Linked DNA regions of Mus musculus: region 2 is linked to region 1. The links are chromatin contacts, found by Hi-C in ENCODE. All regions are on one chromosome and are shown on one strand. The core of a region is the stretch at or near the end of the contact, and the rest is flanking DNA. Distances in the headings are between cores, read along the strand shown. Region 1 holds the start of Otud3 (OTU domain containing 3). Region 2 holds the start of Necap2 (NECAP endocytosis associated 2).

What was found. A loop is a pair of places that touch in the nucleus more often than their neighbours do.
Region 2: a map of heart shows a loop between it and region 1 (8-fold over the local background). The contact joins the promoter of Necap2 here to the promoter of Otud3 in region 1. A Hi-C loop is called at or near these places in 3 of 37 maps with a recorded cell type or tissue (heart and v-Abl transformed pro-B cells).

Annotation. Positions count from the first base shown.
Region 1 is chr4:138,910,605-138,915,385 of GRCm38, forward strand. It overlaps Otud3 (OTU domain containing 3), which reads right to left and starts at 3,364. Exons shown (of 8, transcript NM_028453.2): 1 at 3,006-3,364. The coding sequence starts at 3,223.
Region 2 is chr4:141,076,463-141,081,610 of GRCm38, forward strand. Necap2 (NECAP endocytosis associated 2) reads right to left here and starts at 1,895. Exons shown (of 8, transcript NM_025383.4): 1 at 1,751-1,895. The coding sequence starts at 1,842.

The DNA of each region.
Region 1 (4,781 bases), core at 2,114-4,613:
CCCACCGCAGGGCTGTGGGGCTGTGGGGCTGCTCAGCGGCCACACTACTGACACCTGGGTCTGTCTGTGTAGGGAGCAATGTCCTGCTCACTGTCAATCCTTGGGTACATCCTTGTCCTATGGGCACCAGATGGCAGGACCACCTCCCTCCTCACCAGCTGTGACAACCAACAACGTCTCCAGGCAGTCCAACAGTCCCCCGGGGGGCAAAACCATCCCTGCTTGAGAACCACTGCACGTTAGGGATACACAGCCGTAAGGCCCTGCATTAGAGTTCAGAAAAACAAGCGAGTACAGAACGCTTCAAGGAGCCACCTACTACATACAGCAAGTCCCCATCTTAGGCCATCCAAGCTGTAACTAGGCCAAAACACAAACAGTAGAAACTAGTAACTATTTTTTATATTAGCAACATCACTATATCTTAACCGGATATTACTCAACAAATATTAACTCATAAAATAATCCATTCGTCGGACAGTGCTGTGAGGAGGGGAGGCTGGTGAGGAGGGGAGGCCTGTGATCCACTCAGGAGGCAGTGACAGGCGATCTGAGTTCGAGGCCAGCCTGCTCTACAGAGTGCGTTCCAGGACAGCCAGGGCTACACAGAGAAACCCTGTCTCAAAGAAAAGAAAGATCTGTGACCCTTCCAAACCACCACCTACACGGGGAACAACATTCACTGCAATGACAGACGGAAAAATGACAGTGCCACATTAGACCAGCAAAGCCAGCCCACGAGATGTCACCCCAGCCAAGGTTTGTACACATCAGGAGGCTGTCATGGAGCCATCAAACACTGCCAAACAACAGACTGGGAAGTAGCTAGCTAGCCTCTGCCCCTCACTTCCCAGTGCTCCTACCCTGATTATACTGGGCTCCCATTAAACTGCAGCACTCGGAGCTATCAGACACGCATGCTCTGGCCTTCCACCCGGCACTCATCCCACAGAGGCAAACTCCTCTTGTTCCTTTGTGAACTGCTCCAGCATGGCTTCTTGTGAGAGGCACCTTGCACACGGAAGTCGCTGGCCCTGCTAGCTGAGGAAGGAAAGGTCTTTCTTGGCACTTCAAGGCATGTCAGCCACTTCCTCAAAATAGCACCACCGTGGTCCCTTATGAAGATCATACCAACCTGTTCCCCCCCCAGATCTGCTCCCCAAGTATAGCCCAGAGGTATTAACGCCTGGAGACCCCTTCAGGGTATCCGCAAGCTCAGAACCAAGGCCTCTATCTTCTTCACCCTCACTCTCTCATCCGTAGTTCTCAAGAGCCTGACATCTTACTGGGCATGATGGCGCAGTGCTCTTGATCCCAGCACAGAGGCAAGTTGATCTCTGTAAGTTTGAACTGGTCTACATAGTAGTGAGTTCCAGAACAGCCAGAGCTACATAAAGATCTCCTGCCTCTGTGTGTGTGTGTGTGTGTGTGTGTGTGTGTGTGTGTGTATCGCTACTATCTCAATGCTAGATGGCTAATGGGTTCCTGTCTTTAAATTATGAATATGGTAAATATTGAGCTGTGGCTCATACAGTGCATATGTGTGCTTATTCCACAGCATTTTTCAGAATACAAAAGGGCCCCCAAACCAAGCTATAAGTGACCTACTGCCACATGCCTCCCTCCTGGGAACCTACTGTATCTCTCCATAGTTCCCATTTCCCTAGCCTATTTCTTTGACACAGAGAAACCCTGCTCAGTATGACAGATACAATCTAACCATTTGCAGAATGCCCACACCTGGGGCCACGGCATTCAACTTTGATGCTTTTTGTTTTGTTTTTCAAGAGCAGGTTTCTGTGTGTCACAACCCTGGCTCCATTTGTAAGCCTGGCTGGTCTCAAACTCAGAGATCCGCTGCCTCTGCCTCCCAGCGCTGGGATTAAAGACCCACACCACCTCGCCCAGCTTCACTTGATGGTTTGATGTCTACCGCAGTTTGTACTTCTACTGGAGCTAGGTGGCCTCCCTTAACAGTTTTTAATCCCTGAAAAACAAAGTGCTGAATGCCTCCTATGACCCAGGAACTGTTCGAAGCAGTAGCTGAATACAATTAACTCTAATTGCAACTTAAACAAAATACCTATCCAATTTGCCGGAAGCTCTGAAGGCAGGAGATACAAATGGGGTTAGTTTATTGAGTCTTGATCAATAAAATTCAGCGTAGTGTATCAAATGAAGAAAATACTTTATGTAGTGGGACAGAGGCACACATCTTTAATCCCAGCAGATGGCTATGAGTTTAAGGGCAACCTGGTCTACACAGGGGATTCCCGGCCAGCCCTAAGACTACATAGCGAGACTTTCTCAAGAGGGAAAGATTGGTTTGGTTTTGTTGGGTTTTGTTTTTTGAAACCCTGTCACCCTATAGCCCAGGCAAATCCCCCAGTCTCATTGCCACATCTGCCTTTGTAGACTCCTTAGCTGTATTCCATTCTTCCATGGCTCAACCTGACCATTCCTAGAGGAGAACACACTAACAGTGCCTCTTGCAACAACACACCTAGCAGGCAGGCTCCCTCGGACCTGCTAACCCGTTCCTCTCCCCGTTTCTTTATTCTTTTCCTTCTCTCTCCCCACGTTCCTGGACCCATGTCCCCGTTCCATTAAGTTGCTTCCCCTCGCCTTCCTCCGTTCTGTTTCCAGCTGCTACTCTTGTATCCGGCTCCCAGAAACAGCTGGCCCGGGACTCTCATGCCTTTTACTTGGGGAACCCAAAACGTGGGAAGCAAGCTCTGTGGAAGCTACCTTTAGCTCTCCGCCCTCGATACCCCAGTGCAAAAGTGGGCGAGGACACCCAGGAGGGCCAGCATGACACCGAGCGGGACCTAGGTCCTTTCCCATTCGGCTTCATGACAGCTGCACCTCGAGGTCACCTCTCAGACCCGCTCGGACCCTCGGGGGACCCTGCCGCAGCGTTCCACCAAGCCTGACCCTTGCTTCCCCCTCAGCGACCGGCCCTGCGCATCCCCAGCGCCGCTTCCCGCACTCCCGGCCCGCCTCACCCGTCCCCCGGCACCTCCCGCAGCTTCAGCCCCAGGGCCTGCAGTTGGTTGGCGAAGCTCACAAACTCTTCTTCGCAGCCGCTGCCGCCAGGATCGGGCCGGTTCCGCCGCTCCTTGGCCAGCGCCCGGCGCGCCGCCCGCTCGTCCCGCTTACGCTCCGCCTCGGCTCTGCGGCCGCCGCTGCCCGGCCGGCTCTTCGCCGCTTGCTTTCGGGACATGGCTGCGGCGGCACACGGCTTCGCCGCGGAAGGAGCCGAAGCCGGAGCCGGAGCCGCAGAGCCCGGGGCCGCAGCCTCAGCCGGCCACCGGGCGGAGCGGCGCAGGGGGACGACGCCTGGCGACAGCGGCGCGGCCACTGCGCCGGCGCGGTCGCCTGGCAGCCAGGTCACGTGGTGGTAGCTCCGCCCCCGGGGCGGGGCCAGCAGGCACCATAGAGAAAGATAGGAAGACTAGAGAAGCACCTGTTTTGTTGGTTATTTTCTGCCCCCTCGTGGTGGGTAGTGCTCAGTGAGGCGCAGTGGGACCAGACAGGTCAAGGATGACTGAGGATGTCAGAAGAGAGGCAAGAGCAAAAAAATGCGGAAAAGAAGGAAAGGGTGACCGGGCCTGGTGGCGCACGCCTTTAATCCCAGCACTTGGGAGGCAGAGGCAGGCGAATTTCTGAGTTCGAGGCCAGCCTGGTCTACAGAGTGAGTTCCAGGACAAGGAAAGGATGATAAGGGAATATGTTTGTCTAGAATGCGCTAATCCGCAATCAATTACAAACGCCTGCGTGCGTGCACAGACCCTTTAAAAACTCAGCCTACAGTAGCTAGGGAAATAGCTCAGTCCATATAAGTGCTTGCTCCATATGCCAGGTTCGACCTGAGTTCGGATCTCCATCACCCACTTTAAGAAGGGTAGGCCTGTCAGAGAGCCCCTGTGATCCCATCCCTAAGGAGGAAGAGACAGCCCACTGCACTCACTGCCAGGCAGTTTAGCCAATCAGTGAGCTACAAGTTGGCTTACACTTCAAGATCAGCATCCATCCTTGGAGGCCATCAGGACAGGAACTCAAGCAGGTCTAAAACCCCCGAGGCAGGAGCTGATGCAGAGGCCATGGAGGGCGCTGCTTACTGGCTTGCTTCCCCTGACTTGCTCAGTGTTATGTTTTATAAAACGGCAGTATAATGTGGCGGCAGGAGAACCTCAGCAGGCCCATTCCTCTGAGGACTCACCACCATACGACAGGCCTAGAACAAAAGGAAGTTTATCGAGGGAAGGGAAGGGAACCTGGAAAAGGAGTAGAGGCAGAGAAAGGAGGGGGACAGAGAAGGACAGAAAGAGAAGAGAGAAACAGAGGTAGGGTCCAGTCAGGGATATGAGAGAGAGAGATTATGGTTAACAGTGGTCTTCAAACCTGGCAGGGAGAAACGCAAGCTGTTGCTAGGTAACTGTTGGGCAGAGCCTAAAGGAATTGACAACACGCAGCCTGCTTTCTTATAGAACCCAGGACTACACGCTTAGGGATGGCACCACCCATAATGGGCTGGGCCCTCCCCCATTGATCACTAATTAAGAAAAGCTCTACAGCCAGATCTCATGGAGACACTTCCTCAACTGAGGAAGCCAAATAGGCCATTTCCTCCCCAACTTCCTTTTCGGTGATGATGTTCCCTCACAGCAATAAAACCCTAACTAAGACATCCTGTGACAAGAAATGAGATAGACCATGAACTCATTGTGCCTATGGTTACCCACACAAAATATCAAGTCAAGACGGTGATGGAGATTCCT
Region 2 (5,148 bases), core at 645-3,144, 2.2 Mb after region 1:
TGAGACCATGGAGGGAGTACAGAGGGACAGGATCTTTGGTAGAAAGAGTGTAAAAGTGCATGAGGGTCCGGGGGAGGAAAGAGCGGCTAGGAAGGATATTCTCGGCTGTATTCCAGGTAGGAGGGAACGAGGACCCTCGTCAATGCCTTCTTTGGCTCCTTTAGAAGGCAACAGTGTCGTCGTCAGCAGCAGCAGCAGCAGCAGAAGCAAAGAGAAACCCCTGAACAGCAAATGCCATGGGTACTTTCAGAAGGCTTTTCTGGGAAGTTCTAAGCAAAGCCACTGTCAGCTCTCTAGAACTCTAGCTGGCAGCTGTGGCAGATCCACATGAATGTACATCTTCAGCTAACAAGGCAGCAGGCTCAGTTTCTGTTCCTCTTCCTGGCGCCGCGGGCTTTAGATTCAGGCTAAGGAGAGCCCGAAAGGTTGAGTGTAGGGCGGGCAGCTTCCTCTGTATCAAACCAGCCTGGCTGGATACTTGGTGACCCCACCCTCCGGAGGATCAAGAGAAGCTAACCCTAGTCTACTGAACGAAGACCCAACAGATAGGGGTAGACTGCCAATCTCCGGTTTGATAACAAGAAAGGAAAGGGAGACAGCTGTGGAGATGATTCGGTGCAGATGAGCAAGCTTGAGGCCCCGAGTTTGGATCTCTAGCGCCTAAAAGCCAGGTCTGGCTCCAGCTACCTGTAGACCCTCCACTGTGTGGGGTGGGGCAGAGAAAGGAGTTTCACTGGGCTTGCTGAACACCTAGTCTAGATGAAAACAGCCAACCCCAGCTTCAGTTAGGGGCCACCTCAAGGGAACAACGGACATGAAAAAAGCAAGACACTGGCTGGAACTCCTGTGGCTTCTGCATGCACCCGCACCACACCCAGACACGCAAAAGCAAGCACAGGCAGCTGTAGCTTGCTGACCTCCATTCTTGTCATTTTAATATTATTTTAAAATCATCGCACCGACACAGTTAAGTGTTCTAAGATACCCATTCAGAAAATGTTATGAGCCTGTGTTACATAGCGCAAAGGGCAGATGGAGTTGGCCCTCCAACACATTTGTGGTACCCGACGACCTGTTTCCAAACAACTCAGACACCCATCGCCTTCGAGAGCCACCCAGCCTAAGTAGCAACACCCCACCACAGGGCACAGGACACACCACGTATTTTTCATCTTTTTCAGTTAGGGAAGGTGTCCAACTTTGTGTCTCCTCTCCTAGACTAGAGTCCTGGGTTCCCTTCCGGAGACACTCCGTGTGTTTACAGGCATTTGAGTTTATTTGCCTCAGGTGACGCTCACTCAAGACAAGGGCGGCGGTATCCTCCCAGCTGCAAGTATGTTGTGATCAGGGGTGAAACTGGGGTCAGGAGAGCCGGAGATAGGAACAGCGTCCCTGGGCTTCGTGGGACGGGTCCCCCAGATGGCCGGGTTCCCTCCCGTGCCCTCCCGGCGGGGATTTCCGCGGGTGGCAGGGTTTTCTGGGATCCCGTCACGACTGTCGGTTAGCGCTGTGACACGACCCGTAGACCCCGCCGAGGGAACCCACTGCGCTCTCGGGTCCCCAGGAGCTGGCTGCGACCGTTGCCGGCGTCCCGCTGACGGCTCAGGGCCAGCGACCCCTCCTAAGTCTGGCCCCGATTAAAGTAGCCACAGGGCTCCATCCTTTCCGCCCCTAAACCCGACAACCGGTCCTCGTCCCCCGCAGTGCATGCCGGGGCGGGGGACGGGAAGATTAAGCCAGGAACGGTCACCTGTAACCACGGTTGGTGGCCCGCGGCGGGATGCGGTAGACGTGGACCTCCGGCTTGACACACAGAACAGACTCGTACTCACTCTCCTCCATCTCTATCGCCCGAGCCCTCGGGACTTCCGGCTTCTCCCCGCCCCTTCAGGACCGGAAGTGATGCGACTCTATGACCAAGTTCTGTCTAGAGCGGAAGCTCCGGGGGACCCCCCGATCGCTCCCGAGTGCCCTCTGCCGGGCGCCTCAGATCAGACCGTGAAGCGATTGCTCTCTGCTGCTGTGGGACCTGAGAAGCTCGAGATGCCGCTGATCTGAGCCTAATCCCGAACCTGGTTGTAGTTCAAACTCTATACCCTAGACCAGGGTGGCTGATATGCAAGATACCCTGCAGCCCTGCCCTTCTGACGGAATGTCCTTGTCCCCGCCAATCCCAGAAGGTTCTCAGAGGCTTCTGGAGGAATCTCGCTCCACAACTTTTTATAACCTACTATGTGCGCAAGGCCCCAGTGGCTTAGCGCAACAGGAGTACAAATCAAAGTTGTGAACCAAAGTTCCTGGTTGTCTTTGCTGTGAAGAGACACTATGACCAAGGCAACACTTACAAAAAGAAATCCTTTCATTGGGGGCTTGCTTACAGTTTCAGAGGCTTAGTCCATGATTAGCATGCGGGAGAGCATGGCGGCATGCAGGCAGGCGTGATACCAGAGAAGCAGCTGAGAGCTGTACGTCATGATCCTGGTGGGGGTGGAAGGGCCACAGCACACAGGGATGGGGCGGGAGGAAGGGGAGCACGGACGACAGTGACCCGGGCCTGATACGGGCTTTTGGAAAACTCAAAGACCAAACCCCCATCACAGCTTTTCCAACGAGGACACACCTCCTAATCCTTCCACGAGGTTGATCACTTGTGAAAAGCTAGAATAAGGCAGATTGGGAGGCGAATTGATTTTGAGTTATCTTGACCCTCTAAATAGCCATTTATTGGCCACCTCTGTATGTGACCTAAGATCCTTGTGACTATTAGGTAAATCCTTTGGAAGGTACAAATGCCAGCTTTCACCAATAAAGGCTAAGAATGTCATCAGATAGCAAGTAAGGGCCATAAATGATGTTTCCCGGCTTTGCGGTGACTCACCTGCCTGAGGTCTCCACCAACGGTTTGAAAAATGCCTCGGTTTGATGTTTGTTTTGTTTTGTTGATTTTTTGGGTTTTTTGTTTTTGTTGGTTTTTTTTGAGACAGGGTTTCTCTGTGTAGCCCAGGCTGTCCTGGAACTCATTTTGTAGACCAGGCTGGCCTCAAACTCAGAAATCCACCTGCCTCTGCCTCCCGAGTGCTGGGATTAAAGGCGTGTGCCACCACGCCTGGCTCAGTTTTTTGGTTTTTCGAGACAGGATTTCTCTGTGCAGTCCTGGCTGTCCTGGAACTCACTCTGTAGACCAGGCTGGCCTCGAACTCCGAAATCTGCCCGCCTCTGCCTCCCAAATGCTGGGATTAAAGGTGTGCGACACCACGGCCGGGCTAATGCCTCGGTTTATAACTATTTTTTCATCACTGTGGTGGTCTGAATGGGAATGGCCCCCATAGGCTCATAATTTTGAATGCTTGGTCATTAGGAATTGGCACTACTTGAGAGGAACTAGGAGGTGTGGCCTTGGAGTGGGTGTGGCCTTTTGGAGGAAGTATATTATTGGGGGTGAGCTTTGAGGTTTCAAAAGTCAAAGCCAGTCCCAGTGCCTTTCTCTTCCTGCTGCCTGCAGATCCAGATGGAGAATGTTCAACTACTTCTCCAGCACCATGTCTGCCTGCGTGCTGCCATGCTTCCCGCCTTGATGATAATGGACTGAATCTCTGAAACTGTAAGCCAGCCTAATTACGTGCTCTCTCTTATAAAAGTTGCTGTGGCCATGGCGTCTGTTAACAGTAATAGATCACTGACTAAGATAGTCATTATGAAATTTTCATGAAATTGTTACCACACCTGGAACATGTATTCTGGTAACGTGAATCTGTGTTTCTGGGCCACAGTCATCCCTATGGCTCCAAAAAAAAAAAAAAAAGAGTTTCAGTTTTCCTTGAAGTGAGAGTTGTATTTTAGAGCCTACAAACTGAAGTTCAGTAAAATGAGTCATTTAAAAAGAAGTCCCCTGGGCTGGAGAGATGACTCAACGGTTAAGAGCACAGACTGCTCTTCCAGAGTTTCTGAGTTCAAATCCCAGCAACCACATGGTGGCTCACAACCATCCGTAATGAGATATGATGCCCTCTTCTGGTATCTGAAGACAGCTATAGTGTACCTATGTATAATAATAAATAAAAATCGAAAAAAAAGTTAAAAAAAAAAGAAGTCCCAGTTGGATATGGTAGAGCATGCTTGCAGTCCCAGTGTGGAGGATGTCGCAGAGGCAGGAGGATGGCTACAAGTTCGAAGCATCAGTTTTAGCAATGAGGGGACAAAGGTGAGACTCTGTACTGTCACCCTCAGCCATCCTTAGGTGTTCCCCTCATCTTTTAGGTACCTTAGCTCAACCTAAACCAGGATTTGTGGCTTCAACATTGAAAATAACTTCAGGACTGGCCAGTATAATGAAGTCAAGTTGGAAGTTGTATTAAAGACATTTTAAGATGTTGGAGCCGGGCGTGGTGGCTCACGCCTTTAATCCCAGCACTCGGGAGGCAGAGGCAGGTGGATTTCTGAGTTCGAGGCCAGCCTGGTCTACAGAGTGAGTTCCAGGACAGCCAGGGCTATACAGAGAAACCCTGTCTCGAAAAAACAAAAACAAAAAAAAAACCAAACAAACAAACAAAAAAAGATGTTGGGCAGTGATGGCGCACGCCTTTAATCCCACCACTCAGGAGGCAGGGGCAGGTGAATCTCCAAACCTAATATAGGCTTAAGGACAAGGAATAGGAAAAAAGAGAGGCACTGAGAAAAGTGAGCGCCAGGCAAGGGCATGAATGTGGGTGTAAATAAAAGCTGCAGAAAATTAAGACATACCCAATACCCAAGGGTATATGGCCCCCCAAGGGAGAGTCAAAAGTAACGGTCTTAGCATTAGCCAAATGTTTCATTCTGCTCTCTCTCAAGTTATATCTTAAAAGGTTACTTAACAATGCTTTCTCTTTTTAAAAAAATATTTTATGTGTACAGGTGTTCTCTTGCACGTGTGTCTGTGTACCTCACGTGTTCCATGGAGGCCAGAATATTGGACATCTGAACCTAGACTTATGGATGACTATGAGTAGCCATGTGGTTCTGGGAATTGAATTTGGGCTCCCAAAGCAGCAAGTCTGGGGAGTGGAGAGATGGCTCAGCAGCTTGGACATAGACAAGACACGAAGCCAGGACTCACTGTGATTCCACAAAAAGGTTTCAGAACACATGATCACATTGTGAACCCCAAAA